Regions from separate parts of the Homo sapiens genome. Here region 2 is linked to region 1. Evidence: chromatin loops called from intact Hi-C (ENCODE). Cell type or tissue: Caco-2. All regions are shown on one strand. Each heading gives the region's core, and the rest is flanking DNA. Links, peaks and the distances in the headings are about the cores only.

Region 1 (16,350 bases), core at 4,684-12,683:
AACACAAGTTTGAACTGCATGGGTCTACTCATGTGAATTTTTTTCAGTAGTTGGCCCTCTGTCCCCATAGATTCTGCATCCACAATCAAACGTGTATCAAGATTCAGTATTTGCAGGATATGAAACCTGAGGATGTGGAGGGCTGACTTCATATATGCAGGTTCCATAGGGCCGCATGCGCAGATTTTGGTATCTGAGGAGGGTCCTGGAACCAGTCCCCAGTGGATACCAACGGGCGACTCTTTGTTCTGCATCTAAATACATCTCTTTTTAGCCCATTTATGTAAGTAAAAATGAGGAGCAAGCATTATTAAAATATTTAAGTTGCTTATATATTGCCTTAGAAATTTGTTAGTGGTGGCTTTAAGGACCACTAACATTTGTGGTGAAGTTGAATGTACCCAGGCAATTTAATACATACTAAATACAGGTTCTCTTAACTGCTGTATATTTGTCATCATCACTAACATTTAATGAACACTTAACCACGTGTCATGGCATTTTACATAGTGCTTTAGACATATTCTGTGATTTAATTCTCTCAACTACCCTATGATGCATATACTGCTATTTTTAAAGAAAATAAGTAACAGGCTAAGAAGAAAGCTATTAATAAAAGAACCCACATCTTCCTAATTTCATAGTAAAACTATCTAATCTCCATACTGCCTGCACCATATGTGGTTTGAATATGTGGCTCTCTCAGTCTGTAAGGCTTGTATTAATTTTATCTCTCACTCCCATTTCTGCATAGAGAACTCCTATTTACTTGTTAGATTTCACCTTAACCTTACTTTAGGGAAGCTTTGTGAGCCTTCAATCTAAGCTAGGTTCTTTTGTTGTAGGTTCTCATAAAATATATTTTCCTTATTCCAGTAATGTATCTCAGTTGATTATTCATCAGGATGATTGATTATCTTTTCCTGATACTTAAAAGCTGTGTGAGAGCAAGAACCATGTTAGCCACATCAGAGTTTGATCACTATCACATCTCTTAGTACCTTGCCTAGCATGTAATAGTAAAATATTTGTCAAATGAATGAATAAACACTGTGCTGTTAGAGTATAGGCTTCAGTGTGGTTGTGAATCTCTTCTCCCTTTTGCTTTTATTGTCCTTACCTTGCATTTTCCTACTAGCTACTCTTTCTCTTACCTGCTAATAAACCTTTCCAGTACAACTCTATTCTCAGGTTTGTTCAGAACAAGGCCCTACTAGTGATTTTGGAAACCTTATAACAGATTGTTGATCTGATTCCCTGGATAAGATTCCAGGAATTTTGTTTACCTCCTGAAACTGTATGCTACATTTTGTATGATATGCACATGTGCATTTTTCTTGGGAAAGGATCTGGTATTCAACAGGGACATAGGTGGCTTACTCTAAAAAAATTGCTGCTATAGAGGATTCTTAGCATGGGAATTAGCCCATATATTCTTGTAGCTTTCTGCTGTCATTACAGGAACTTTTTCTAAAATCAGAAATGGAAAGGCCATTGTTTTTTAGAATGCAGTCAGCACAACTACCTGGTAATAATTGGCCCAGTGGGTTGGTATCTGCTTGGAAATGATACTTCTGAGAAACAGATTTTGTTACCAGTTAACTTGATGGGCAGTGTTGGCTATGGTCAATGCTAGATAAACAAGTAATTAATAACTGAAGCTTTTAATAAATGATGGTGTTCTCACTCATAGATGGGAATTGAACAATGAGAACACATGGACACAGGAAGGGGAACATCACACTCTGGGGACTGTTGTGGGTGGGGGAAGGGGGGAGGGATAGCATTAGGAGATACACCTAATGCTAAATGATGAGTTAATGGGTGCAGCACACCAGCATGGCACATGTATACATATGTAACTAACCTGCACATTGTGCACATGTACCCTAGAACTTAAAGTATAATAATAATAATAATAAAAAAGAAAAATAAATGATGGAAAGACAATTGAGCAAAAATTTAAGATTTAGTTTTCCTGTTAATTGTGTTATTAGACCTCCCCCCACCAGTTTTTTTTAGTTGATCTTACTTGACTAATCACAATGTCTAGGCCTTTTCCTTTTCTTTATTTTGTTGTGAAAAAGCTGTTGCTATGTCCAGTAACACAGAAAGGAAGAGAGATTTTCCAATTGTCACTAGTGTTGTTACCATGCTACTGATTCCTGAAGCATCAATGGACACAGCATGATTTCTTAATGAAGATGGGAAGTAGACACTGATTTGCTTCATTGGAGATTCTTTGAATTGCTCTACTTATTGTAGTAAGTGAGGAGATTGAGCAAGGGATTTTTCCTAAGAGTCTTGCTAAATGATGCTAGGCAAAACTTAGGAGAGCAGCAAGGAAAGTACTCTGTTTTGTACTAGGCATTGTTACTAGATTGCCAACTCTAAAGACAGAGTTGGCTTTTGGGGGTTATCATTAGTGCATTGAAAGAGTCAATTCCATTACTCTGTCTTGTCCTATAGGTAAGAATCCACTAGGAACTCAGAGAGTCTTTTTCTTTCATGGTGCATTAACCATTTCTGCTGAGTGCAGCTCATTTCCCTCCCTCTACCTGTTCTCCCAACTGTTGCTGTGGACGTGCAGGAGAGAACATACCTAGTATATAGCCTACCATATGCCAGGACGGTACATTCTTACTCTTAGGAAGAATGGTGTTTTCCTGGTCTTCATCTTAATTTATTACCCTCTTTTGGAAAATTTTGGTTGGTTTTCCCTTTGTTTTCTAATTTTTTCTACCATTAAAAGTGTTTGAAGTGATAAGCATAAAGGGTAACTTTTGAATTGTTTAGTTTTGTGACCATATTTACAAAGTAAGGCAAAATAAAATAGACAAAATACATAAAAATTATGATTGAAATTTGGGAAAGGACCAGAATTTTCCCCCTATGGTTTTACATGTTCGTCTTTACATTTTTAAAATAAACTTTGCTGGACTTTTTTTTTTAAATGCACTTGGGATTTAAAACCTGTAAGTAGTTTTAGAAACTCACACATCACTTTGTACTCTGAATTCCTTACTGGAAAACCAAGTCTCCACCCTCAAGGAGTTTTCCTCCTTCCCAGTTACAGGTCGGTCTTTTTCCTTTGTCAGTAGGATTTGATTGTGTAACTAGTATTTATTGAGCAATTCCTACAAGTGTGTGACACTATATTAGATGCCTAATAGGTATTATTTCATCTTTGTAAGACTAGTGCGTAAGTACTACTGTTATTTTATATAAAAGGTTAAGACATTTGTCCAAGTTGACTTAGCTAAAAAGTAAAACTTCATATATTTAACCACTGCTCTCTACAGTATATGGCCTCTCAGTATGAGATTTTATTGATTCCTATTAAAAGAATTTGCAGATACCAAAATATGAAAAATTCTGTGAAACTGGGTTACATACATTTAAAGTTGTTATGGAAGAACTAATGACTAGGAATATGAAAAATATAGTAAGGGTCTTGCCTTACCAGTTTCAAAAACTTGTGTTAGTCATTGTAAACTAAAAAGAGTATGGTACTAGCGAAAGAATAGACAACTGGAAGAGTTAATCTTAGAGCCCAGGATATATACATATTTCAATTCAGTGGATAAAAGATTATTTATTAAATGGTGCTGGTAGAATTGGTTAGTCATGTGGATGTAACACATACTATATACACCAATTTGGAGGAATTAGAAATTTAAAAATAAAAAAGTTTAAAATTTTAGGACAAAATATAGTTGACTATGATGTCGAGTTGCAGTAAATCTTTTTATGAATTCTTTTCAAACGAGACAGAGTTCAGAATTTATCAAAGAATGGATATTTAAATTTAAAAAAATTATATTCCAAAAATATAACCAAATACAAAAGATAAATAATAGAATAAGGAAAATTCTTATAACAAATTTGGTAAGGTGTCAATATCCATAATATATAAAGAGCTTCTATGAAGTGATTAGAAAATATTAATAGGCACGTTACAGAAGAACAAATTCAAGCAGTCAGTAAGCTATTACCTTAATGATTAGAGTAATGCAAATTAAAGTAACAGTGAGGTGCCCATCAGATTTGCAGAAAATTGGAAAAAAAACACTTAGAGCTTGTGAAAATGTCGGAAAAGAACAATCATATAGATGGAAACACTAGAAATTGCTACAGGCTTTTTGGAAAATAATGTTAAAATTGAAAATACACATAGTCTTTGATTTAGCGATCTTGTTTATAGTACTCTATCCAAAATATTTATGAATAACAACAAAACCTGAATGCTGCTAATAGAAATTGGTTAAATAAATTAATGGTGGATGCATTCTGCAGATAATTATTAGCTGTAATAAAAGAATTAGTTAGGTCTATATGAACCTGAAGGGACTTAGAATATATATATATTTAATATTATAATAGAGACAGGGTTTCTCCATGTTGCCTAGGCTAGTATTGAACTCCTGGGCTCAAGTGATCTGCCTGCCTCAGCCTCCCAAGTGCTAGGATTACAGGCGTGAGGTGTGAGCCACTGTGCCCAGCCAATATCACATCATAGAAAAATATATATAGCAGAATCTTTTTTTTTTTTGAGACAGAGTCTGGCTCTGTCGCCCAGGCTGGAGTACATTGGTGCTTGGCTCACTGCAAGCTCTGCCTCCTGGGTTCAAGCAATTCTTTTGCCTCAGCCTCCAGTGTAGCTGGGATTCCAGGCACCCGCCACCTGGTATTTTTAGTAGAGACGGAGTTTCACCACGTTGGCCAGGCTGGTCTCGAACTTCTGACCTCAGGTGAACTGCCCGCCTTGGCCTCCCAAAGTGCTGGGATTACAGGCGTGAGCCATCACACCTGGCCGGGTTTCCATATTTAAACAATATTCCCAGCTGATAGACATATTAATGTTTGGGAAATTCTGTATTGGATGTAATTTACAGAACTAACAAAAAGAAAAATTGTAGCCCATTTACCATTTTTTATGAGTGATATTATCAGAAAGTCATTGCCTCACACTATAACAAAATTAAAGTTTTATTAACACTTTTGGTTTGTTTGTTTTTTTTTGAGACAGTCTTGCTCTGTTGCCCAGGCTGGAGTGCAGTGGCGTGATCTTGGCTTACTGCAAGCTCCGCCTCCTGGGTTCACACCATTCTCCTGCCTCAGCCTCCAGAGTAGCTGGGACTACAGGCACTTGCCACGACGCCCGGCTAATTTTTTGTATTTTTAGTAGAGATGGGGTTTCACTGTGTTAGCCAGGGTGGTCTTGATCTCCTGACCTCGTGATCTACCCGCCTCGGCCTCCCAAAGTGCTGGGATTACAGGCGTGAGCCACTGCGCCTGGCCAGTTTTATTAACACTTACTAGAACACAATGTAATTGTATATTTGAGCAAACTTCTGAAAGATGGCTTTTGAAGCTTAAAATAATAAACCACTAAGTCAACAGATATGATTTCATATTAAATCATCTTTCACAAACCAGAGAATATATTGGTGGCAAATTTGACAGACAAAGGTTAATGTTGTTAAGATATGAAATGCCCCTCTAAATATCGATGGGAAAACCACTTAAGCCTTACTTGATGAATATAGGAAGGACTTTATAAAAACAGTTGACAAAAGAAGATACACATTTAACCATGACTTTGACAACAACCTCAGAGCTAATATTTATTAAGTACTTGATAGTTCCAGGCATTTTACATGTTTATTCTTAATCTGCCCAATTCTTTGTCCCAATTTTACAGTTTGAGAAACAGCCATAGAGATGTTAAGTAAATGTTAAATAAATAACCCACAGGTTGAGTATCCCTAGTGGGAAATCCACAGTGCTCCACTGAGTTTTTCCTTTGAGTATAATTTTGATGCTCAAAAAGCTTTGAGTTTTATAGCATTTTGGATTTCAGGTTTTCAGATTAGGGATCCTCAATCTCTAGCTAAGAAGTGATGGACCAGCATTTGAACATTTGACTGCAGGGACATAGAATTAAAACTCCGAAGGGTACGCGAATGTGTGTGCTTATGTATAATTTAAATTGTATCCATGTGTATATTAGTTTCTTCAGGCTGCTTAACAAAGTACCTCAAACATGGTGTCTTAAAGTGACCGAAAGCTCTTCTGTAAGTTCTGGAAGGCTGGAAGTTAAGGTGTCAGCAGGGCCATGGTCTCTCTGAAGGTTCTAAGAAAGAATCCTTCCTTGCTTCTTCCTAGTTTCTGCTCATTCCTAGCAGTCCTTGGCTTGCAGTTGCATCACTCCAATTTTTGCCTTCACCTTCAAATGACCTTTTCTGTCTCCTCTCTGTGTGTCTGTCTCTCCTTGTAAGGAAACCAGGCATTGGATTCAGGGCTCACTTTAATTAGGTATGACCTGATCTTAACTTGATTACATCTATAAAGACTCTATTTCCAAATAAGGTCACATTCTAAGGTTCTGGGTGGACATGAATTTCAGGAGACACCCTTCAACCCAGTAGAGTCCATTCTCTGGCCCCCTGCAAAATTTATATCCATCTAACATACAAAGTAAATTCACCCCATCCCAGCATTAGCAATTCTCAGCCCATTCCAGCATTAACTCTAAATCTCATGTAAGTGTTAATATCATCAACCCAAAAAGTGGCAGATCTCATCTCAATCATCTAAATCAGCTATGTGTGAAACTGGAGTATGATCCTTCTTGGGGCAAAATTCCTCTCATCTGTGGACTTGTGAAAGCAGAAAACAAGTCTTCTAAAAATCAGTGGTAGGAGAGGCATAGGATAGACATTCCCATTCCAAAAAGAAGTTCGAAGTAAAAAGGGGTCATTGTTCTCAAACATGTTCCAAACCCAGCAGAGTAAATTCATTAGGTTTCAAAGCCTGAAAATAAAAGGCTTCATGCTCTGTCCTCTTGGTCCTCTTCTTCATTCTCTGGAGTTCTTCCTGAAAGGATAACATTCGCAGCCCAGTAGTTCTAGCTCTATCAGCCTGTTTCTTGCCTCTGTGTGTTAATACCTATATGTGTTGGTAAACAATGTAAGAGCAACTGAAGTTTAGGACTGCCTAAATGGTGAGTTTCAAACCTAGGTTGACGTTATTTCAATCTAGTGCTTTTTCTGCTGTACTCCACAAATTGAGGGCTTAAATACATCCTTTGATAGTAACATGCAAGAAGCTTTGTGCATGTAGTTTGTGAAACCTATATTGGCAGCTCAGATATTTTTGTGTTATTCTAGGTTTTTGTCTGGATAAGTTCCTGGACAAATGAGCTGATAAGCATTACGGTGTACATACTAACTCATATCTTAGAAGACTGTCACTTCTCATAGAAGCAAAATTATATATAATTCTATTATATACAGTTTAGTACTTAGAAAGTGAAACTATTACAATTTCTAATATGATTTATTATCTAAGGCTAAATTTTGGTACTTTGAAGCAAGCACGTAGATGGGCATTGCTTAACTCCCTTCCACTTCCCTCAAAAATGACCAGCCCATTTTCCTAAAGGCTGAGGTAGTTATATGTATATATTTGTGTATACATATTGGTGACCTTGTTTTGGAGAGGGATTAATGTCGTAGGCCCTGAGGTTCTGGATTTTTTTCCGTAGGCCTGAAATAGTTGCTCAAGGCATTGGATCTAAATGATTTTGTTGTATGTTACTACTGTGTTTAAAATAAAACATTAGTTGCTGGGTGGTCTTGATTAGTTAATCATTCCAGAATACAATATCTAACACTGCTCTCCCTAATGATCAAGCTATAAGATGGAAGATCAGGTTTTTCTAAATTTGACTGATGATTCTCTGTGTATGTAATGGTATTATTAGAACTTGCCAACGTATGTGCAGTAATTGTGCTGTCTTCAAATAGTTTAAGGGACAAATTCACTGTTCTTCCTACCGATTTTTCTTTATTCCAGTTTCCTAGGTAAACTGCACTTAATACTTAACACAATATTTGCCCACTGTATATCCACCATAATGCCACAGTGTGGCGCTGCTGTGCTTTGGCCGAATATTTACGAAATCACCTTTTCCTATTGCTGTCAAATTTTTTATTTTGTGGACTAAATAAGATGCTCTAAAGTATATGAAAACGCACTCGTATCGGATATTTTTTGGCTGTACATAATGAGTTATGTGATTGCTTTCTAGTGATTGTGCCAGATTGATTGCCTTTTATGTTAATCAGTTTTTTAATAGCATGCTTATTTAAATTTTTTTCCTTGATTGCCCCATCTTATTTAGTTAAAAATCAGAAGGCTTCTTGGAGGTTATAAAAATAAAATTTGAAGAAAGCAGCAAGCAGAATGACACTATAGATGACAAAATGCGTATCTTTTTAAATGCAGATTTTTTGGACATTAATCTGTTAAAACTACAGTTTCACTCAAAATATATAATGCAGGCTTCCAAACCAAAAATAGTTTATTCCTCCCATTATTGTTACATATGCTGTTTGTGCCAAAATCCATTCAACAAGAAACAGTTTTTGATTTTTGTAGATATAGTGTTCCCAATGTTTAAAATTTCCAGATTTACTTTTGTTACTTCAGAAGCTTTCTGTCTTTACTTTCTTTGAAGTGTTCTTTAAGATGTTACTTATCAAGCCAGTATGTACTATTGATGCATTGAACAAAAAAGTTTTTATTGAGGGGCTTCTATTAATGTTAGTCTCAGGAAGGTGTTGAGGAGTAAACACCAGACAACAAAGGGATCCATGGCCCCAAAAGGGGTAAGAATTTCTTGCCATTGAACTCTTAAGATCACAATTTAATATTTCGGTGCCTAAAAATGAATGAGGATTCTTATTTTGATCCATAGTACCACATATCAGCAACAGGATCGGCAGAAATACTTCCTGATGAACTAAGAGGAGACTATTTTGACTCTTGAAGCGGGAGTACTGGGAGAATCATAACTATTTCATGACAGAACCGATTTTTAATATACTCTACCCTTGAGATGATTGTGGGAAAGGTATTTGGTTACTGCAGGAGAAACTGTAAACTCTCTGTGAAGATAAGGACCATGTCTGTTTTGCTCATCATGCGGTTCGTGGTACCTAGCACTTGTATGCTTTTAGTGAGTGATCATAATGGAATTCTAATTGTTGAATTCTCATAGAGAGAATTAGTGATTAAATGCCAGTGAAGTATTAAGGGGATGTTCAACATCTTCAACATCTTTTTTCTCCACATATTTATTTACATAAGAAATGCCCATAGAGTGTGTGGTATCAGCTATCATAAGAATTGTGTTAATCATTTGAGAATGTCAAATTTTGGAGTTGGTTATTTTAGAAGTGGGAATTGGAGTAAGCCCATATTAACAGAATCCACAAAGGGATTACCTTCAAAAGGTTTTCTGGAAAATAATGTAATAATGAACTAAGGATACAGGGCAGAAGAATATTTAGGAAATAATTTACCATATAATAGTTAACATTCATGTATACACTTAGTAAATGTTTGTGGTTCACTTACCTTGGAACAGGCTCTCTGATAGGCCCATTAGGCTGTAAGTATAAAAGGCAAGAACAGTGATCAATTTACTTTTAATATTAGTTGAATATGTATTTGTGTAAATATTTATACATATTATGCATATTTATATAAAATGAATGATGGTAGAAAGTTTGTGCTTGGTGGTAAAGACACACAAACACATAATTTTAATGTTTTGGAAAATTCAGTACCAGAGGCCTACCATGAATTTTAACATGTATCTTACCCCTTGGTTCTGGGAATCAGATCCTTTGAGTTGTATCTTTTGTCATTTATTTTTAGAATGCTATGTAATATTTTGTTATCTATGAAATAGTGGCACTAAAGATATATTTCAAGTTTTTAAAAATGAGCTTATTTTGCAACTGCAACCACGAAAGAGTAATGAAAATCTTTTTATTTGAATAAGTCATATTAGAAAACAAGTTGGAAAACATTTTGAAGAAGGTATTAATTTTTTAGCCGTGGCAATAATGTAGAATAAAAGAACAGTTTTCAGCTTTCTGCTAATTTTCCAAAAATTGTAATAAAAGAATTATTCCCTTTTTTTCTCTGTTACATAACAAAATAAAACTTTAGAATAATATGGCTCTACTTTAGGAGTATTTTAATTGGGCTTCTGATAAGTATCCTTTTATATAAGAAATTTCCTGTTATTTAAAATTTATAACAGCTTTGGCTGCTAAATTTTATCAAAACTTTTTGGGACATATATTGATACAACCATATGGTTTTCCTGCTTACTTAATAATTTACAGAATATCACCAATTCCTGTTAAACTACTCTTATATTTCTGGGCTAACCACTGCTTGTCATAGTGTGTTTACTCTTTTAATTTTCAACTTGCTTTGACTTGCCGAGATTTTGTTTAGGATTATTTTAAATGTATTCAAAAGTATGGTTGCCCTTTAGATCTTTGGGGGGTGCTGTCTTGAACAGTTTTAGTAATAGAGCAACTTTTTATTTTTTAATAGAACTGCTATTTAATTTTTTATTTCTTAATTGGCAGGTCGTGGTTCAATTCCAGAATTCTTTCATATTATGAAAAGAAAGTTTACCAACAAAGAATGGGAAACAATCAGAAGCTTTAAGGATGAGTGGACTCAGCTGGATATGTTTTATAGGAATTGGGTATAATTCTTTCTAATTTTGAAAGCAAAAGTCTATAATGATTCCATTATCTTCACTTAAAATCAGAGTCCTTGGTTACCCAGTAGTGTCCAAACAGTGCTTGAAGTAAATGGGTGATTGCTTGAGAATTTTATGGTTTTTATGCATATGGTATTACATTATAATGACATTTCATTTTAAGAAAATTTAACCTATATGTAATGCTCAGTTAGAAAGTACTTACTTAAAGCTAAAACAAATCATTACCATTGATAAATAATATTTTCTGTCATAAAGGAACTAATACACATGAGGTCCTATATAACAAACACTGATAATATATACTACATGCCAGAAGACATTACTTCAAGCTCTAAGTTAGTTAATTTAATGTACATAACATCCCTATGAGGAAGGTATTGTTATCATCATCGCAGGTTACATACGAGGGGATACAGGCACGGAGAGCTTAAATGATTTGCCCTAAGATCATATGGATGGTTTGTTTTCATGCTGTAAGGGTTTTTTTTTAAAAAGGTTATAGCTATATAGCCATAATGTAGTATAGCATTGAAACTCCCTATCTTTTGGACCTGTAGATTCTATGAAAAATTTTTGTCCACCAAATTCTAAGAGAAAATGTCTTTCTGTATCTTAGGCACTTAAGGAAAGCTTCATAAAAGCCATTGGTGTTGGACTAGGATTTGAATTGCAGCGGCTTGAATTTGATCTATCTCCATTAAACTTGGATATAGGCCAAGTTTATAAAGAAACACGTTTATTCCTGGATGGAGAGGAAGAAAAAGAATGGGCATTTGAGGTAAGAAATTTGTTAGAATTGTTAAAACTAAGAATTTCTATTTTTTATGCATGTATGTGTGATTAATTTGGGTAAGCTAGTCACTGAATTTGGACGCAACTGAATCCAGTCCTGCTGCTCTGAAAGTGAAATCAGGGCTACTATGAGAGCATGTAACATTTATACTAATACTTGAAAGAAGTTGAAAGATGAGTCATTGTGAGTTCAGTACGGGAAAGGAAAAGAGGCTCTGACAAGGAGCTTTGCATGTATGAACAGCCAAACGCAGCCACTTTGGCTGGGCCATAATGAGGGTATTTAAGAGAGATTCCAGATCAGGCTGGTAGATCCTACAAGGTATTGATCAAGTTAAATATTTTGGTTTCTTACTGTATTTTGTTTCTGTCACTGGCAGTTCCTGGTTGCTAGTGAGAGAAGCCAACACACACAGCCAAAAAACCCCCCAAAACAGTATTATAGGTTACTAGAGTGATTCAGTAACTGTCCCCAGTATTAGCTAGAATTAGGGGATGAAATATTTAGAGCTCTTTTTGTCTCCTAGTTTTGCCTTTCTCTACATTTTGGCTTCAGTTTTCTCCCACCCATGTTTCTCATTCTGTACACCAGCTTTCTCAGCCTCTCTGGTCTGCATGACAGAAAACATGGCTCTTGCATGTAACATACTGTTGCATGTAACAGTTTATAAACAATTTACAGTTTAAAAACCTAAACAAACTGGTAAACTCACTTTCTGTTCCAAGCCCAAAAATCCTAGAGAAGGGATGCCCTGGCCTAGCTTGGGCTAGTTGTTTATCTCCAGACCAGTCATTATACTGTGATTGGTCCTGCTTGTGTCCAGCAAACGGGCTATAGAGCAGTTCTCTGACTTACAAGATCATCTGTTGAGATACTGAATACTAGAAAATAAATGAGATGTTAAGTTTGAGATACCAAACATCTAAGTGAAGATGTCAGATAGGTGAATGGAATGGAGGGCTGGGCTAGAGGAAAAAAATTATAATCATAATGGTTATAAGTATAACCATTATGTCAATGGTAGTTGAAACCATGGATTTGAAGTTGAAACTGTGAGATTACCTAAGGAACAGCTATATATTGAATCTATGAAGAGAGAAGTGGAAATTGAAACCACAAGAAGTTAGAAGTAAGGCCTAGAATAGAGCCCTGAGAATATATATGGTCCCCAGTTTATGATGGTTTAACTTTTTTTGACTTTATGACAGTATGAAAGTGATAATGCATTCAGTAGAATTCATATTTGCAGAACCCACGCAACCATTCCTTTTTTCATTTTCAATACAATATTCAATAAATTACATGAGCTATTCAGCATTTTATTATAAATGAGGCTTTGTGTTAGATGATTTCGCCCACTGTAGGCTGATATAAGTATTCTGAGCACATTTAAGGTAGGCTATGCTATGCTATGATGTTTGGTAGGTTAGGTGTATTAAGTGCATTTTCCATGTAACCATATTTTCTTACAGTGAGTTTATTGGGATATAACATCATCGTGAGTCGTGGAGCATCTATACTAATATTCAAAGGTGAATTTGTGGAGGGGACTGATAAAGAATGACCAAAATGGTATAAGAGAGTAGTGTTGGTATCCAAGGACAGAAAGCATTTTGAAGAAGAGAGCTGGGTCAATAACTGCTAAGGACTAGATGTGGTGGTTCATGCTTGTTATCCCAACACTTTGGGAGGCCAAGACACTGCCTCTACAAAAAATTTAAAAAATGAAAGTTTCAAAACAGTATATCCATTAGTTAACATTCTTTAGTGTCCAACTATCAATTGTTAGTGTACATACACCTCTCATTATACATTAAGCATGATTCTTATTTATTGAAATATTCAATACATATAAGAACTATATCTTATATGCTAAATTTCTGAAAAATTATTTTAGATATTTTTAAATTTGTACATTCCAGTTACTTTTTTCTTGTTTGTTTAAAGAGAAAACAGAACAGGGCTACATAGCAGACTTACTTTGCGATAACTTTGACATAGTAAATCTTCTGATACTTAGTCTTATATTTTTCCTCTTTAAACATATCTTAAATTTATCCTTACTGAATTTCACTTTATGCTGACTTGGGTACCTGAAGGTATGAAGATAGGAAGAAGAAGATAAAAAATGAAAAAGCTCCCTAAGTACTATTTCTAATTGTAGTTTCTTCTGACGTTTTATGGAAGAATGCTTTAGTAAAGTGGTTTTTCAGTGAAAAGTTTGTTCAGCTTTTAAGTGTTTACAATTTTTTCTGGTAACTGCTTCAATATATATTACATTTTAAAGTCCCCTTCCCCTTTGTCTCATATGTAGAGGAAAGTAGAAAATTGCATATTGGTTATGTTTTACCTATAAATTTCCACCATGATTTTTCATACGTGATAGTATGTAGTTTACTAAATGCTTACATACCAATGTTGCAACTTGATTTTTTTTTTTTAACCTTGTACTTTATTATACATACTAACATCACCAGTGAAGGACAGATAGCTGTCAAGTACCTCTAGATAGGGCACATCACCTGTGTAGTATTCTGGTTGAGAATGCATAACCTAATCCACTCATTAAATATCAAACAAACCCCAAATGAGCAATATTTTATTAATAAAAAGCAGATTTAGGGAATTTGTACTTTAAAACGTTAATGTCATAAAAAACAAAAGAAAGGCTAACAAGACATGACAACTGAATGCAATACTTGTCCCTACTTGCCCATTACTGGGCTCCTGTTCTGGAGGAGGGATATGCCACAAAGGATGCTATTGGATTAATTCACAGAATTTGGAATACAGCTAATAAAGTATTGTTTCAATGTTAAACTTACTGACGTTATTAACTGCTGTGGTTATGTAAGAGAATGTGCCTACTAGGAAATACATGTTGAAGTATTTAAGAGTAAAGGGCCAGCACATATGTAACTTCTAAAGTAGTTTAGCGGAGGTGGGGAAATATATATATGCACGCGTGTGAGTGTACGTATATGTATATATATATAGAGAGAGAGAGAATGAGATTTAGAAAATGTAAACAAAGTTACATCTAGGTTTACATATTTTATAATCTATATTTATTTACCTTTTATCTTTCAGGAAAGCAAAATAGATGAGCACCATTTTGTTGCAGTTGCTCTTAGGAAACCCGATGGATCTAGACATCAGGATGTAAGATTTTAGGATTTCTCTTTTTTCTAAATAGCATGAATCAATGTTAAGTTTGCTCTTTATTGATGGAAATAGTCATTTGCCTTATATCAGTTTAGAGAGATTTTTTTAAGATTATAGATATAGTAGTACTCTTTATTAGCAAATATTAAGATCACTAGGGATTTTGTAGAAACATTTTTAAAAAGCAGCTGGGCATGGTGGCTCACACCTGTAATCCCAGCACCTTGGGAGGCTGAGGCAGGCGGATCACCTGAGGTCAGGAGTTCCAGACCAGCCTGACCAACATGGAGAAACCCCATCTCTACTAAAAATACAAAATTAGCCAGGTGTGGTGGCGGGCGCCTGTAATCCCAGCTACTCAGGAGGTCTGAGACAGGAGAATCGCTTGAACCTGGGAGGTGGAGGTTGCAGTGCACCAAGATCGCACCATTGCACTCCAGCCTGGGAAACAAGCGAAACTCCGTCTCAAAAAAAAGAAATGTTACCCGCTTCTTCACATTCGTATACGCTTAAGTATTACAACAAAAAAAAATATGGTAGTACTATCATGCTACTCATATTTCCAATAGACATTCAAGATTATCTTAGTCATCTTAACAGTAGTTTATTTCTTGGTGAATTGGGGTTGTGTTGAATGTAAGAGTACCACGTTGAAGGTTGATGAGTAATGGAATTACCTTGCAAATTGAATCCACTCCTCCTTTTAAAGTAATATCCTGAATTATTCCCAAAGTTACAGTGTCAAACATGTAAGAGACCTTGTGTCATATTGTGGCATAACATCAGTTTCAATTATTCAGCCACAATGTTTTTATACTTTCTTATCCTATTACCTGGTAAGCAAGTGGGGGAAGAACTTAGGGTCAAAGACTCTTAGATTTCATATAATTGTGATTCTGCAGAAGTATTTATTTAAGGAAAACGTATGTTTTAATGAAAACTACATGCATTCCATTATTTTTAGTAAATCAACATGAAAGAATGTAGCATGATCAATATATATGCATCGTTACTTCCACAAAAGTAGCTCAGGCAACACACCAAACCTTTGATAGATTAATCAAAGGATTACGAGTTCTCCATAGATTATCTTCCTTAAAAAGGGATGGCATGTTAAAATTGACACCTGTTATCTGAAGATGTTCTGACCCAGGTTACTCGTCCTTCTGTTTTTAAATCTCAGCTTCACACTCCCTGCAAAAATACCTTTTGTTTTCATAGAGCTTTATAATTGTTGAAACATTTGCATATTCAGTACTTTTCATTTCCCTGGACAGAGCCTGTTTAGGCAACAGTGGCATGTTGGGAAGACTAGAGTACAATTCACAAAATTGGGTTCTAGGCCCACATCTACCATTTAACCTATGTTTTGAGCTTGGACAAATTGTTTGAATTGTTTGCTCTTCCTGAGCCTCAGATTCCCCATCCATAAAATTAAGATAACCGTATCACAACATAGCTATGAGACCAGTCATATAAGTACTGGACCTTGACTTGTTAAAGCGCTATACAAAACCCAAGTACTATTTATACTAGATGTGTAGAATATTAAAGAGGGTCTGCACTGGGTTCAATTGTGAACAAGGGCTCTATCTCAGAGAGTAAGATACAGTTTAAATTTAATATTGAATAAATAATTTCCTAAAGAAGTATACATCTCTGTATAGTTATGGCAGTTTTATCAGACCCACCTTTTAGAGTAGTATTTCACAAAAGTTCACTTTCTCACTCACCTCTATCAAAATAACCTGACTGCTCGTTAAAATTACAGATTTTGATATCCCTTCTAACT
Region 2 (16,350 bases), core at 3,439-11,438, 630 kb after region 1:
TTTGAAAATTCAGTATGGTAGAAAGAGTCAAGATATATCTGAGAAAGATGACAAGTTACAGTATTTGCCCTACCATAAACATATCTAATTAGTGCATGGATAGCATCATATAAACAAATAGACAAATGGAGCATTTAACCCAGAAAGGCTGCCATGCATATGTAGGTGCTAGATTTATAAAAGAGTTGGCATTTCAGATAAGTGAGAAAAAGATGTCTTTTTTATTAGAATGCTCTGGATCAACTTTGTTTTATGTGGAAAAAACATTCCAAGTAAATTAAAGATCTTGATGTAGCAGACATAACTTCACAGCTTTAAAAATAATTGTATTAATTAAGAAACAATTGGTAGTATCAGTAAAACTGCAAAATATAGATACTTTGAAAACATAGACTTTTATTTGTCTTTCAATAATAGTTCCTAGATGGGTCATCCAGATTGCCAGGCTGCTCTATTCCCCTCAGTAATTCAAGGACCTGGTCCTTTTCATTGGTCCTTCTTCATGTCTTGGCACATATCCAGAGCACCCTCATGTTCCAACTCATGGGATGTGGAAAGATAGCAAATTTATCATTTAAAGTGACCTTCATTTCTTTGTGTAGATCCATTTGTATCTGGTATCATTTTTCTTCTTCCTACAGGACTTCTTAAATATTTCTTATACTGTAGGCCCACTGATAATAAATTCCCGCTGCTTTTTTATGTTTAAAAGTCTTAATTTTGTCTTCATATGTGAAAGATACTTTCACTGCATATTGAATTCTAGGTTTAAAGAGTTTTTTACCCCCAGTAGTTTAAAGATGCTGCTCCACTGGCTCCCATCTTGCATCATTTTGGATAACAAATCTGCTATCATCTTTATCTTAATTCTTCTATATATAACATATCTTTTACTTCTGGTTGCTTTTAAGTTTTTCTTTTATCATCAGTTTTAGGTAATTTAGTTATGATTTACCTTGATGTTTTTTTCTTGTGTTTTGGGTTTGTTGAGCTCTTGGATCTGTGGGTTTATAGTTTTTATCAAATTTGGTAATTTTCTATTTCTTTGAATATTTTTTTCTGTCTACCTCTCCCTCTCAGAGATTCCAATTACACATATGTTAGGAGCTTGAATTACTTCCAAAGTCCACTGATGATCTATTCATTTAAAATAATTTTCTCCATTTATTTGGGATAATTTCTATTGCTATGTCTTCAAATTTATAATATTTTCTTTTGCAATGTCTAATTTGTTATTAATCACATTCAACATATTTTTCATCTCAGACATTGTAATTTTCCTCTATAGAAGTTCAATTTGGAATTTTTAAAAATCTTCCAGGTATCAATTTAGCTTTTGAAAATATGGAATACAGTTAAAAATCACCGTTTTAATGCCCTTGTCTGCTAATTCTAAGATCTGTTTCAGCTCTGTACCTATCCATTTGGATTAATTTTTCTCTTCATTATGAGTCCCATGTCTCAGATTTTCTTTATGTCTAGTAATTTTGGATTGGATGCCAGATATCATAAATTTGACTTCTTAAGTGCTGGATATTTTTATAATCTCATAAATATTATTGAGCTTTGTTCTGGGATGCAGTTTAATGACTTGGAAAAAATTTGTTCCTTTCAAGTCTTGCTTTTAAGATTTGTTAGGCAAGACTGGAACAGTGTTTCATGAAGGGCTAATTACCCTCCCTTACTAAGGCAAGAACCTTGAGTACTCTCTGCAGTGTCCTTGATTTATGAGGTTTTCCATTCTGCCTGATGGAAACAGGCATTGTTTTCCAAGTCCTGTATAAGTGCTAGGTGCTTTTCCATATGATCTTTTGGGTATCTCCCTCACACCAGGGCTCAAGTAGTTTCTTCACATATGTGCACTAATCACTACCCTGCAGAATACATAATGAGGATCCTTGGAAGATGTCAGAGGGTCTTTTTGCAACTCTTACTTCTCTGATACTCTGTCTATGACCTTTAGCCTCCTTGGTCTCCCAAGACTCTCAGCTCCATCTCTTCAACTCAAGAAGTTTGTTGGGTATCTCCTGGTTTGCCCCTCCCTGAGCCACAGCCTGGATGCCTCTCAAGGCATTTAGCTAGGACAATCATAGGGCTCATTTAATTTGTTTCTTATCTCTCAGGAATCACTATCTTCCATTGTCTAATGTCCACTGTCATGAAAACTGTTCTTTTGTATGTTTTGTCCTGATTTTAAAAAGTTTTTTTAAAGATGAGACTGCAAATCTAGTCACTGTACTCCATATTGGCTGGAAGCAGAAGTGAGACCTACTTTTTAAAAAAAGTAAACTATTTGAAAAACTTAAGCCTGTTTCTGATGAGGGATTCTCTATTTGGACTGAAAGCAAAACATGCTGAGTAGCAGTATTCCTCTTAAACAAACTAAGTGTAAAGCACCTTTCTCTAAAATCAGCAAAGCACACTGCAATATTAGTATGTTTCTTTTTTTTTTTTTTTTTTTTTTTTTTTTGAGACGGAGTCTCGTCCTGTTGCCCAGGCTGGAGTGCAGTGGCGCGATCTCAGCTCACTGCAAGCTCCGTCTCCCGGGTTCACGCCATTCTCCTGCCTCAGCCTTCCGAGTAGCTGGGACTACAGGCGCCCGCCACCACGCCTAGCTAATTTATTGTATTTTTAGTACAGACAGGGTTTTACCGTGTTAGCCAGGATGGTCTCGATCTCCTGACCTTGTGATCTGCCCTCCTCGACCTCCCAAAGTGCTGGGATTACAGGCGTGAGCCACCGCGCCCAGCCCAACATTAGTATATTTCTTTGGGTTTGTTTACTTTCAGAAGGCCAATTTATATTGTTATCTTGTGCAATGCATGTTTGCTAGAAGTACACCCAAACTTTAGATGCTAAGACTGTCCGTTTGAGATTCTAATTACTACAGCGATCTTTTCAAGCAGGAGGAGAGCAGAAGTGAGTATTACACTGACACATTTTACACTCTTTTTTTCTTTTCTTTCTGTTAAAAAAAAAAAACAAACTCCATACTCCATACCAACTATTTGAAAGGCTTATCTAGTTCTATTTCTGCCTCCTTTCAAAAGACCTGAGGCTTTCTTTTCAGCCTAATTTTTAGAATTATAATTTATTATAACCCGAAAAATGCTGAAGACAAAAACTCTGATATCCTTGAGGGGGCAGAGGGTCATAGAGAGGAACAGTCATTAAAAAAAAAAGTCTTGTCTCTTAGAAAACTATCTAAAAGAGGCACAAGAGTATCAACAACCACATAAACAGCACTGACCCACAGTCACTATCCTATCATGGAACAGGACTCAGAGAATTATTTAGTTTGGGAAGTAAGGCGATACCACTGGAAACTTACAAGCTGAATCAGCAGACTGTTTTCTTTTGCATTTCTTCTGATAATTTATTGAGATTTCCCAGGAATTGTTGCCTATATAAGGAAGTCACTGATTCCCTCATTCAGAATGTGCCAAGAGTATCTAGCAGTAAGACAAACAGTGAGATACATTTAACTATCAATGAGGGCTTTACATTCATTTGGGCAAGATTTAACTTTGTTTAAATGGGTTAACCAAGCAGTAATATTTGCATCCATCTGGCCAGTATGCTCTAGTTAAAGGAGATTACTTTGCACTAAACCAATGGTTCTCACCTGAGGTCATCTGAGCCCCTCAGTGGACATTTGGCAATGTCTGGAAGCATTTTTGATTCTCACAACTGGGAGGGAGAGGTGCTACTGGCATCTATCTGTTAGAGTTAGAAATTCCTGTAACAGCTCCCCAGCCCTGGAAAAGAATTTTCCAGCCCCAAATATCAACAGTGCCAAGACTGAGAAACTCTGTACTCAGACCTCTAGCAACCTATTAATCTTGGTAAACGAGGATAAACAGAAATATAAATGCTTTCATCTGATCAAAGCTTTGACAAAGCATAGTAGACTTTATTTTAAGAGAGTGTTCATGGAAAAAAAATATTTGTCCTAGGGATTTATTGAAAAACACAAAAACTTAAGGATATATCGTGAGGTTAGGCTATCTATCACCCAATCTTTTATATATTCAATGTATAAAATAATGCAAAACTCTGGGACACGTTAAAGTCCCCAATTATCAAAAGATTCAGTTATTCTCACAATATTCTGCTTCTTTATTACCAGGTTCACAAACAACTGCATTAAAAAAAATTCCTCCTGCAATTTTTAAAAGTAGAATGCTTGCACAGTTCCATCTCAGCAAGCCAAAACTCTCTTTTAGCTTAGTAAAGGAGGAGTGTTGGATTAGGAGGGCGGCACAGATCCTTTAGTCCAGCTCCCTCATTTTACAAATAGACTGAAGCTCAAAAGAGCACAATGAAAACAGTACATTAGTGTTAGGCTCAGCTCTAGATCTTAGTTCACTTGGCTCCGAGTTCAGCGCATTATAAAAAATGCCCAAATTTAAGTGATGCCTCAGGCTGTTTCTTCTGGGCCCATCAGACTTAATCAGATAAACAAAATCAGATTTAATCTGGTTTTACCTACTTCATCTACACAGAAGAGTTAGCATATTCCAATTGAAACTCAGAAAATACTAGTTACACAATTATTAAATCCAACACCAGAAACCTTCCATCCCTTCTCCATCTTACTGTTCATGCTTTTCTACACTAAATATTTCCTGACTGCTCTACTCAGCACACTCCCTAAACTGCTTGCTGCATTCAAGCCTGTGAGCTTTTACTCTTATTGATTGCCTCATCTAAAATACATCCAATCTTAATCACAGACTCTGTTCTAAGTGCTCAGAGTATAAACAGAAATAAGTCTTCATTTGTTGTTTTAGAGTTTTCATTTGCTGTAAAAGATACAATAGCTAATTGAAATTATGATCATTGCTACAAAGTTAAAGTATAAAAGAGGGCAGGGCACTACTGACAGGTGGGTGGGGCTGACCCACTCTGGAGAATCAGTAGTCTTTCTCAAGAAAATACTCTTTGAGCTCAATGCTTCCCCACCTTTGGCTAGGTTTGGAAAGAATGATGCAGCTGTAGTCAGAGGGGTGGGAGGAGAACATCCAGGTAAAGTGAAAATAATGTTCAAAGATCCTAAAGCCTGAAGAGCTTTGGCACATTTTTGTAACTGAAAGGAGGCCCCTCAAGGTAGCTGCTGCTTAAAGAAGAGGGGAGGGAGGCAGTTTGTAAGGCTGAGGGAATATGCCCCACAGCAGATCATATAGCACAGGGTTTCCCAGTGTTGGCACTATTGACATTCTGGGTTGGATAATGCCTTTTCGTGGGTGGCCTGCATTGTGCATTATAGGATGATTACTGTCCCTGGCCTCTGACCACTAGATGCCAGTTGTAAACAGAAGGAGGAAGTTATGTCCTGTTAGTTCTGTTGCATAACGGACACAGTGCAGACTTTATATCCAATCCTGGCTCTACTACTTAACGGTGGTAGAAATTTTCCAGCCAATAGCATTGTGATTTTCTTTAGGCAATTCGCTTTCTCCCGTTCTCAGCTCCGCAGGTTTGGTGGGACTGACGCCACCCCCAGGTCCAGGAACAGACCCAAACTGGCAAGGGTATGACAGTTCCCCGAGGTTAGCAAAAAAATTAGCTGAGCGTGGTGGAGGACACCTGTAGTCCCAGCTACTCAGGAGGCTGAGGCAGGAGAATGGCATGAACCCGGGAGGCAGAGCTTGTAGTGAGCCGAGATCACGCTACTGCACTCCAGCCTGGGCGACAGAGCCAGACTCCGTCTCAAAAAAAAAAAAAAAAAAAAAAAAAAGATAAGAGTAAATCTCAGGAATTATAAGAGAGCTATAAGGAGAGATCCTCTTTTCCCCCAGCTAGTGCAGGATACATTTGTGAACACGGTACAGCGTTCTAGTGAACGGCTAGAGCCAATTTGACACCATAGTTGTCAGAGTGAGGGGGACTGGGGCTGCAGCAGATCCGCTTGTAGAGCCTGAGGATAAGGCCAATGCTGGGAAGGGAAACCAAAGAGAACAACAGAGATGCCAAGTTCATGGTAATATCAATTTTGCAGCTATATCTAGCCTCTTAGAGAGCTAGTCCTACTTCTGGGCTTCTGTTATTTGAGTCAGTGGATTCCTTTAATTGTTTATGCCAGCTTATTTATTTTGTCACTTGCAAAAGAAGGACTCTTAAAAGATACTCTAGCTGTGTGAATTTTAGGCATTCAGCTACCTCTGTGAAGTTTTCATTCATAAGATAATAATGATAATACCTTCTTGGCATGATTAATACTTTCTTAGGTGGGCTGTTAGCAGAATCAACTGAGAGAAACAACAGGCCCATAGTAGACATTCGAAAAGATCTAAGTTCCTTTCCCCCACTTCCTGATAGCCATTATATTTCTCATGGTGTCAAGGACAATGACACACACCCATTTATAATTAAGTAAATAGATTTATTCTGGAATGTGCAAGTCAAACTGAAACCATGAGTAACATTATGAGCTAGCAAGTTAATACATTCAAATTTGTATTGAAACAGTCTTATTTGTGCAAGAAAAATGTCCAAATTCAAATAGGTCTATAATAGAAAAAGAAGAAAGTCTTTTAGTAGAAAAAGCCCGTAAGCTCTTCACTCATGTTTGCATTTAAGTGTTGCTTTTAGATTTATGTGATTAAGATTTTAGACTTTGGAAAAGTCTTTAACTGCTTTAACAGAAAGGAGCTTAAAATCATTGTGCACATTGTGAGGTAAGGGTGAAACAAATATTTAATCCTTTCACCAGAATTAGTTAAAATGTATCATAAAGTTTTATTAAATACTCCTTTAATAAAATTAGGTAAGTAAAATTTCTTTTTACATTTTTGTCTCATTCTTTTCTTAATAATCAATATTTTTCTGACAAGAAAGTCCATTATTTTAAATTCAAATTTTGAAAGCTCAAGATTCTTAGGAAGAAAACAATCAGCTCACTCTAGCAGCTTTTACAATTTTTGCTTATTTCCCAGATGTGCAAGGAAACAGGGTGAAATAATTTCTGTGGCTATGTGGCATTTTTCTTTTTATCAGAGGACTCAGCCTCCAGTCTGATGGTGTCAGAATGTCACATCAAGTAATACACTAAGACAAACAGCACTTTGGGCAAAATATCTTACTGTATTTACTGTCAACATTACAGAAGCACCATTCATAGATAAATTTAACTTTACAGAAAGTATTTGACCAAATAATTATTCTCATCACTGGTAATTTCAGACCATATAATATGAGCTATTATCACTTGTATAAAATAAAACACGGTAAAATTTTAAATAATTAATATTTTACAGTTGGGGAAGAAAGTGGGTTTGTAATCTTGTTTACATTTTCTGATGAGGAAGGATAAAACCCTACAAACCACTGATTAGGAGGGCATGTCTAGAATCATATAGCTGATGGCACTGAATAAAATGTCAGATATTGCTGTGGGGATATAGCAATATGGCTCAAATTCACCACCACTTTCTCACAGGGCACTCATTAATGTGTATGTTTTTATTTAAATATATTTAATACCTGATAAGATATTTAAATTTGACTCAGTCTGTAGGAGTGTTATTATTAAGGCCTATAAGCTGAATCTGAAATTTACCTCTGTGCAAAAAAAGTCTTAAAAATCTTTTCAAAGTAAGAAACTGATTTAAATCAACTGAGATACTTAGATTGAATATGCATGTACTTAGAAATAACCAGCATATAACTTAGCGGTTGAAAAAAAAGATCATTTTGTGTTAGAAATGTAGACAGCTGACATATTTAACAACATAGTGACATACTTGAAGCACACACAAACTGACCACTATAATGAAGAGTAATAGCAGAATTCAAGGATGAAAAACATATTTAAGGAATTCAAGAAAACAATTGTGACTTTTTTCTATAATTTGATTTTGATTCTCATATGTAGAAAAGAATTGGAAACCTTTCTCTGACATCCAGTCTTTGGCTATCTAACCAATGGCACTAAGGATACACTTATTCTACTAATCACATTTATAGCATTAATCAAATCATTCTGTGATATTTTAGTTAGTAATAAAGACGTCTATATTGTATAATTGCCCAGATTGAAATCTACCTTGTATTAATATCCTTGTTAGTGGCTTCATTTTTAATAAAGTCTGTTAATTGCTAAAACTTCAAAGCTCTTAGAAGTTTCTATCTTGAGACTACCACTGGAAAATATTCCTACTTACTTATCAATTCACTCAGTTAATAAGGAAAATCATTTTCTGTCAAAATGCAGCTCTTAACAGATAATCCGGAATAAAATTTCTAGGAAGAAAAAAATTTCATAGAAGCACAAATTAAAAAATGATTTAAAAAACTTTAAATATGTAGAAATAAAATCCTTTGAAAATAGATAAAAGGATTTAGGAAAGGAGTCTCATAGTATTACATGTGTGTTTATCAGTTATTAATTCATTCATCTAAATTACTCAGAGAAAAAACAATGCATTTGACAGAAGTATAAGAAAAAAAGGAATTTTAATAATGAGTTTGATTGTTAAACATAATAATGCTTATCATCTTTCGTAAGCCATACCTTCTTTTAAAAATAAGAATAAATAGCATAGCTAAGTTTATGCTGCAGAATAAAAGTACAGGAACAATATTAAACCCCTGAGTTACAATGTAGAACTCTTGGCTACACACTGGAATCAACTGGGGAGCTTTAAAATTGCTGTTTTGAATTTGATTACTGGAGAGTAAGATTTAGCTGGTTTGGAATGAAGATTGGGTATTGGGATTTTTAACCCTCCCTAGGGTTTCTAATATGCATCCAAGGTTGAAATCTATGAGTGTACAAAAATCACTTAATGTTTTACAGATATATTCACAAATAATCAATACTGCAGGATCCAAGTAATTTATATACCTCTACTGTTTGCCCAGGAAATCATTTTCGCCAGCATTCTATAAATTCCTTCACATCCATATACACATATATACTACTTCTTCAATTAGGAAACACAATATTCCATTTTGCTCCCAGGACACTGAAGTTATCAAAAAAATATTCCTTTATATCTCCTGATGGCTTTTAAAGGCCACAAAAATATATGTTTAATTAAAATATTAGCAACTAGGACAGAACTGTGAACCCTCCTCAGACTTAATGCATTCCAGTTAGTGTAAGACAGAAGTTTCCTTGAGACCTCAGCACATCTGTTTTCGTGGCAAACACAAAACAGTTTGGGTGGCAACCCAGGCTCATTTATAGAGTATTTTATATAAACTTTTTATATAAAATAAAAAGTGCTTGTGAGGGGCAATGGGACTCCAAAGGCAAACGACTTTGTCTTGGGCGTTGGTCATTCCAGAAGCCCTTGCAGCAGCATGGTGCTGGGGTGGAGGGCATTTTAAGCTTATGCATGCCAAAAGATGTGTTAGCTTTTTGGAAGGTGTCATAGGCTTTGGAATCTGACCCATCATTTATTTATTATATTATATTGGCAATCTTGGCAAGTTAAACATTTTGATAATCCTCTTTCTTAACCCTTTTTTTTCATTATTAGAGATGAACGATGCATAATGATAATGTATGTTTATACAAACCCCTATAAAACTGATTAAATAGTCATGCAGTGTTATCAAGGGAACAGAACAAGGGAAAGTGTTTTCTGAAAAGTTAAATTGTTTTAAGATTTTGAAAAATAACAGAAAGCTAAAATAAAATTCAAAGACATACAATATCAAATGTAAATCAAACTGTCATAACTAAGCCTAAGGAGGTATGATTACCAAATGTAATGTGGTGTCCTAGATGGGACCTTGAAACATAAAAGAACATTAGGGGAAAATTAAGAAAATATGAATAAATTGTAGACTTTAGCTAATAATAATGTATTGATACTGGTTTGTTAATTGTAACAATTGTACCATATTAGTTCTGGGTGAAACTGGGTGTGGGATACTTGGGTATTCTATGGACTATCTTTGCAAATTATTCTGAAAAACGAAAAACATTCTAAAATCAAAAATTTATTTAAAAATGTAAGTCATATGCTTCTCCACCAATAAAAAGGACATATTTGCAAATTTTTTTTTTTTTTTGAGACAGAGTCTCTGTCACCCAGGCTGGAGTGCAGTGGTGCCATCTTGGCTCACCGCAGCCTCCACCTCCCAGGTTCAAGCAATTCTCCTGCCTCAATCTACCGAGTAGCTGGGACTACAGGCGTGCGCCACCATGCCCGGCTAATTTTTGTATCTTTAGTAGAGACGGGGTTTTGCCATGTTTCCCAGGCTACTCTCAAACTCGCGGCCTCAGGTGATCTGCCTGCCTCGGCCTCCCAAAGTGCTGGGATTACAGGAGTGAGCCACCGCGCCTGGCCAACAAAATGTTTCTTATTGTTAAAAATGTTTCTTATCTTCAAATTCAGACAGTAAGGGACTGTTATGTGAAATAAAATAATTGAAAATGATAATATCAAAAAATAATTAACAAGTGTTAGAAATGAGTCAACCAACCGATAACAAAGTTAATTCCTTTGTACATACACCCCATACTCTAATCTTCTGTGTATTAATGTTGTTACCAACATTTATTCTGTTTGGGCATTAGATGGCGCTCATGTTCATTTTACTGAGCAGGTTGGTTCTTTAACGTCAGCAGTAGGTCTCTCAACTGGAGAAGTGTCTTTAAGATTTGACCCAATATTACTTTTAGGGGTTAATTATGAAAACGAAATCAACCTTATAATAAGGATAAAAGCTTTGGATTGGATGGCAAAATTCAAACAATGAACAAAACTGTAATTAAGAAATTGCTAAGCAAAATTCATAAGTCCCAAGGAATCCAATGGTGGGCTTCAAGGCATCCTCCTCAGCCCCACTGAAGTTATGAGCACAGATATGCCTATGTTGCACCCATAGTACCTATCACCTTTTCAAAGAAGTTCACAGATTTCTCAAATTTTGAGAACCATTACCTTAAGTTTCTTTTCAGTGCCAAATCATTGCTGCATCATCAACACCCACTAGTGGATTTTGTATTGAGTAGGCAATCTTTAAATGTTTGTTGATTGACTGAATAAGTGAATTAATAAGCAGAAGAATAAATGAAAATGAAAGGAAATGCTATGCCAGGCACAAATGTTCCTCTTTCCCTCTTCTAAATACTTGCAGCATGATATTTTTGACACCAAAGGGACTGGATGCTCATTCATCTTTGTATTCCTCAAGATTTGCAAACAAAGAATGAGAAGCACCATTTAAACAAGAAATCTTGAATCAATGCTTTATTCCTAGTCCTACTTCTGCTTGTCAGATTATTCCAATAACTGATAAAGTAATCTCAGACTAGACTTTCTAAAATTGTATGTTGAGATCCTCCCAAATTTAGCTATTTTTAAAAAACTAGTTAATGGCTGCAAAAAGAAAAAAAAATCTTGGTAGTGGGGTCTAAAATCACTACTGAAAATTCAAGATTTTTCTTTTAGTGTTTCAGTACAGCTGTGATGTTTTTATTTATTTTGATAGTGCCCTTAGTACAAAATAAAAGAATAATAGAACCATGAACCAGTAAATCTATGGACTAGAATATGTCACTTGATTTAACTGGGACTCTTCTTTTAACCTGGGCTTTGAGAAGAAAGCTCTGAAGTTTGAAATAAAAGGCTTGGTAGTATTTATTTACGATTAGCCAGTCATCGATCCCATTCAAGCAAACAAAAGAAAAAAAAATAGGAAATTTTCTTTTTCAGAAAGAGCACCTGCTAAATGAAGAACTTATACAAAATAGTCATCAAAGACCAGTTCTGTGTGTGTGTGTGTGTGTGTGTGTGTGTGTGTGTTGCACACAATGTCAATTTTAAGGAATCCCTTTGCATATAGAACCAGAATGGTTAGCACTGGTTTGTTTTGTTTTGACCCCATTCCCCCAGACATGTGAAATTCAGAATAAGAAATATGTAGTTTTAACCAAAGCAATATCTTCAATAGCAAATGAATTTATCACTATTATTTATATGTTTATATATGTGTAATTTTATAGGACTATTAAAATAGTTATTTTGATATATTTTATTATGATACAAAGTCAACTGCATATCTTAAAACACAGCAAGCTGTTTGTCTCCCCGATCCTTTATGATTGTTTCCTCTGACTGTGCCCCAACACTTCTCTTGAGAAATTCTCATCACCACAGAGGCCCAGCTTAGCCATCATCCCTGCTCCATGTCTGCGTATAAGTTGTTTCCTCTGGTTTTCTCAACCCTTCATCTAGCTGGATAGTTTCTCACTTTTCAGACCACAGCTTAGAAGTCACTTACTTTGGGAAGCCTTTCATCAGGAACTTAGGAATCCCTGGTATGAACTGTATTCACGATTCTTCTCTCCTAACATTTCCTACACTTTATTTTGACTGTTTTGTTTTGTTTTCATTACCTGTCTCCTTTGCTTAGTACTGACTTCTGGGAAAACAAAGATATAACAACATTTTTCTCACTGTAATATTCCAAGCACCCACCAGAACCTTCCTGGTACACAGCAGTGACTCAATATTTAAGTAAAAAATGGCCAGGCTCAGTGGCTCACGCCTGTAATCCCATCACTTTGGGAGGCCAAGGAGGACAGATCACCTGAGGCTGAGTTCGAGACCAGCCTGGCCAACATGGCAAAGCCCTGTCTCTATTAAAAGTACAAAAATTAGCTGGGCATGGTGGCGCATGCCTGTAGTCCCAGCTACTTTGGAGGCTGAGGCAGGAGAATCACTTGAATCCAGGAGGCGGAGGAAGCAGTGAGTCAAGATCATGCTACTGCACTTCCAGCCTGGGCAACAAGAGCGAAACTCCATCTCAAAAAAAAAAAGTAAAAATATGAATTTAAACCACTTCTTAAAACATCTTTGAACATAAATTAATATGCTTTTTGAATTAGATATTTGAAATGTATTGTTTTCTTCAACTGTTTCACCTCGTAAAGGGAGTTTCTTAAAAAATGAATTTAAGTAAATAATAATTTGACAGAAACTTGCTTAAGGTATTCCTCCATTCCCGTTCAGTTTACTTTTTCTACCAAGTTAAAAACAACCATATGAATAAACAGAACAAGCTAACTTGGGTCAAGTGAGTGTATCCAAGCCATGGCACCTGCCTTGTGGAATTATCTAAGGGTGGCCTGAGCCCTTTCAGAGATGTACACCAGGAACCAGTAACACAGCAAAAGGCCAGGACAGCTACTGTGGGCCTCAGCCCTGCAAGCAGTCTAAGGGCACATGGCAGGCAGAATTGGCCAACACAAGAGTTTATTCATCAGACTCAATTTGTCAGACCCTTCTACTTCTCAAGTTAAAAGGAAGAAGAGTACTATAACCCAGTAAGGAACTTTTGTTGACCTGGGTTCATTTTTCATATTGTCACGTAGCTAGATCCACAAAAATTGGCTCCAATCCCTGAATCTGATCACCCTATCCTTCCCTCCGGCCCCATCTCACTCTCTCTGGTCACCTGCCCTTAAGTGCCTTTATCCTGTTTACACAGGAGGAAGCTGTGGCTCTCTTGCTCTTGAGTGCTTATTCCAACCACACTGGGTTATCAAGGCTTTTTATTTTTCAAATCCTGAGAAGTTCTTGCTCAAAGCATGGTTTAAGAGTCTTGGATTTAAGCCTATTTGAAAAATCAGTGTTTCACTCCTGGTTATGCAATATATTATCTGCCTGCCCTTATGAGTGAGTCATTGTTACTCTCGCAGCTTTCATATCTCTATGTGTAAAATGAGGATAACGAGATAACCTGACAATACAGATGTGAGCATCACTATCCTCATCATCTCTGGCATTTTACTGAGCACTTAGAGTGTGCAACACTCTGTGTCAAGCCCTTCGCATCTATTATCTCATTTGATTTCATTTACTAGATTAGCTTTACCACCAAATCTTATTCTCCTACTCAGATAAGCATATCTCCAAGTATACAGACACCTTATGTAGATGTTTATTAAAAAGAAGCCTGCAACAATTGATGTTATTACTTTTTAAGAATATTAATTTTCACAATAGAAATTTAATTACACTGTGCAGAAATAATTAGGATTGCAGACTGAATTATTTAAGAAATCCTTTATTTTGGTAGAGAACAACTCAGATATTTATGATATTTCTATGTATCTTCTTATTGACATAAATTCTTTTTTTTTTTTTTTTTTTTTTTTTTTTTTTTTTTTTTGAGACGGAGTCTCGCTCTGTCGCCCAGGCTGGAGTGCAGTGGCGGGATCTCGGCTCACTGGAGGCTCCGCCTCCCGGGTTCACGCCATTCTCCTGCCTCAGCCTCCCAAGTAGCTGGGACTACAGGCGCCCGCCACTACGCCCGGCTAATTTTTTGTATTTTTAGTAGAGACGGGGTTTCACCGTTTTAGCCGGGATGGTCTCGATCTCCTGACCTCGTGATCCGCCCGCCTCGGCCTCCCAAAGTGCGACATAAATTCTTATTGGCTAAAATTCTAACTGTGATATTTATTTTCATGGTGTATATTTAGGAGAGTATACATATTCTAAAATTATCAGAATTATACCAAATAGTTCAATTTAAAAATATATTTTTAAAAGTTAATTTAATCACGTAAAGTTATTATCAAAACAAAAATGAAGCCATGGTAGAGTATCATGTATAGTATATGGTAATATTTTAATATGTAATTACTTTTTATCACAATATTAATAAAGTATTTGTTCCCATTGATGGAGGTTAGTAATATTTCAGAGTACTTTGAGCCAAATGTTTGAAATGGTAAATTATGAGCTTAAAAGTAGTCAGTGACAGGCATTTGCATGTTTAATTAAATGCTTGACTCTCCAGTGACTACTAAAATGACAGCAGTGGACTCTAGTTTCTTACTCCAGATCTTTTTTTTTTTCCCTCCTTTTATATACCCATCCACAGACTGTGCAGTACTCTGGGGGCAGGGAGAGGACGAGGAAAAGTAGATCTTACCCATTGCAATACCCCATTTTTCAGCTGGTAGGCTGGAACAGACTAGGATTTTATGAACTGTAAGGGCTTTTAACAGATTCTGAAAGGCATCAAGAGTATAAGATTGACTAAGTATATTTTATTTATTGTGATAACACTGCATCCTCCCACAGTGCCTGACACATAAAAAGCAGATCAGGCTGGGCGTGGTGGTTCACGCCTGTAATCCCAGCAATTTGGGAGGCTGAAGCAGGCAGATTGCCTGACGTCAGGAGTTTGAGACCAGCCTGACCGACATGGTAAAACCTCGTCTCTACTAAAAAACACAAAAATTAGCCAGTCATGGTGGCGGGCACCTGTAATCCCAGCTACTTGGGGGGCTGAGGCAGGAGAATCGCTTGAACCTGGGAGGCAGAGGGTGCAGTGAGCCGAGACCGGGCCATTGTACTCCAGCCTGGACGACAAGAACAAAACTCCATCTCAGAACAAAACAAAAACAAAAACCACAGAAAAACAGATCAATAAGTGTATATATATTGGGTAAGCAAGCAAAAATTAAGTAGCACATTGGCAGATTGTATTTCTGTTTTAGAGTATTAATATGGGCTACAGGATGGAGAATGACCTTAGGCGGGTGGGCAGGAAACACTACAGGCTAAAAGTTTTTAGTGACATTTAAGTGGTAATGGTAATGGAAAGAAGGAGACTGATTAGAGACACATGTAGGAGAAAAATTGATAAGACTTGGTGACTGACTGGATATTAAAGACAAGAGATAGCATTACAAAGAAGGGTGTCCCAAACCTGGCTTAGTGGGTTGGTGTCATGGATTGGAATAAGAGCTAAAGGAAAATTAACAAGTTCCCTTTGGGTGAGATAAAGGTGGTGGCAGATTGTGAAATAATTTTGAATGGAAGAGTTAAATCTGAATTGAGAGATACCAGCTTTGAGGTGGTTCTGGATGTTCTGGCTGTGGCGGACTTACCAAAGAGTATGTGGCATGGGAAACAAAAAGAGCTGGATGAATAATTTTGGAACTGAATATTTAAAAGATTCGTAATCGGGGTAAAACCGAGGACCTGAAGCCAAGTGAAGAGTGTGAAATTTTAGAGCCAACAGGTTGGGACTGTTGGTCAGAACAAAATGGCAGAACAAAACTAGGAAGCAAGAGATGCACAAGAAGTCAAGTGTTGAAGTATGAGGTAAAGTGTGGAAAAAAGGAGTCCTTGATATCAACGCAAATCTGTTAGGACAGGAGCCATTCCCATAGCAGGGCCTGTGTAAGGTCTGAAGAAAGAAGGAAGCTACAAAGAAGGACATCCACGTTGTGGTGAGCCAAGTCATCCTGACAACATGAGACCAGATTCAAGAGCTGTCCAAATTCAAGAGCTGTCCTGTGGGATGCAGCCCACCTTGAGAGTTTCCTGGCTCAGAGTCCTCTGAAGCAGGCTCACTGAATCTGTCAAACAG

Evidence for each region. Peaks named below come from ENCODE experiments on the same cell type or tissue, not always from the same donor. Only the 100,000 strongest peaks of a DNase experiment are listed, where the experiment ranks them.
Region 2: a loop joins it to region 1, with 4 times the contacts of the local background. A loop is called at or near these places in 2 of 110 quality-filtered maps.

The regions. Positions count from the first base shown.
Region 1 is chr11:106,080,100-106,096,449 of GRCh38, forward strand. AASDHPPT (aminoadipate-semialdehyde dehydrogenase-phosphopantetheinyl transferase) reads left to right here. Exons shown (of 6, transcript NM_015423.3): 3 at 10,458-10,579; 4 at 11,217-11,378; 5 at 14,484-14,555. Among named protein-coding and RNA genes, the nearest start is that of AASDHPPT, 11 kb to the left of the region's middle. RefSeq lists an enhancer at 11,637-11,896. In Caco-2, for the core only: a CTCF peak has its summit at 7,936; a DNase peak (open chromatin) is centred at 7,932.
Region 2 is chr11:106,711,055-106,727,404 of GRCh38, forward strand. All of the region lies in intron 6 of GUCY1A2 (guanylate cyclase 1 soluble subunit alpha 2), which reads right to left. Among named protein-coding and RNA genes, the nearest start is that of GUCY1A2, 300 kb to the right of the region's middle. In Caco-2, for the core only: CTCF peaks have their summits at 10,520 (motif pointing right) and 10,722; no DNase peak of the experiment used is centred there.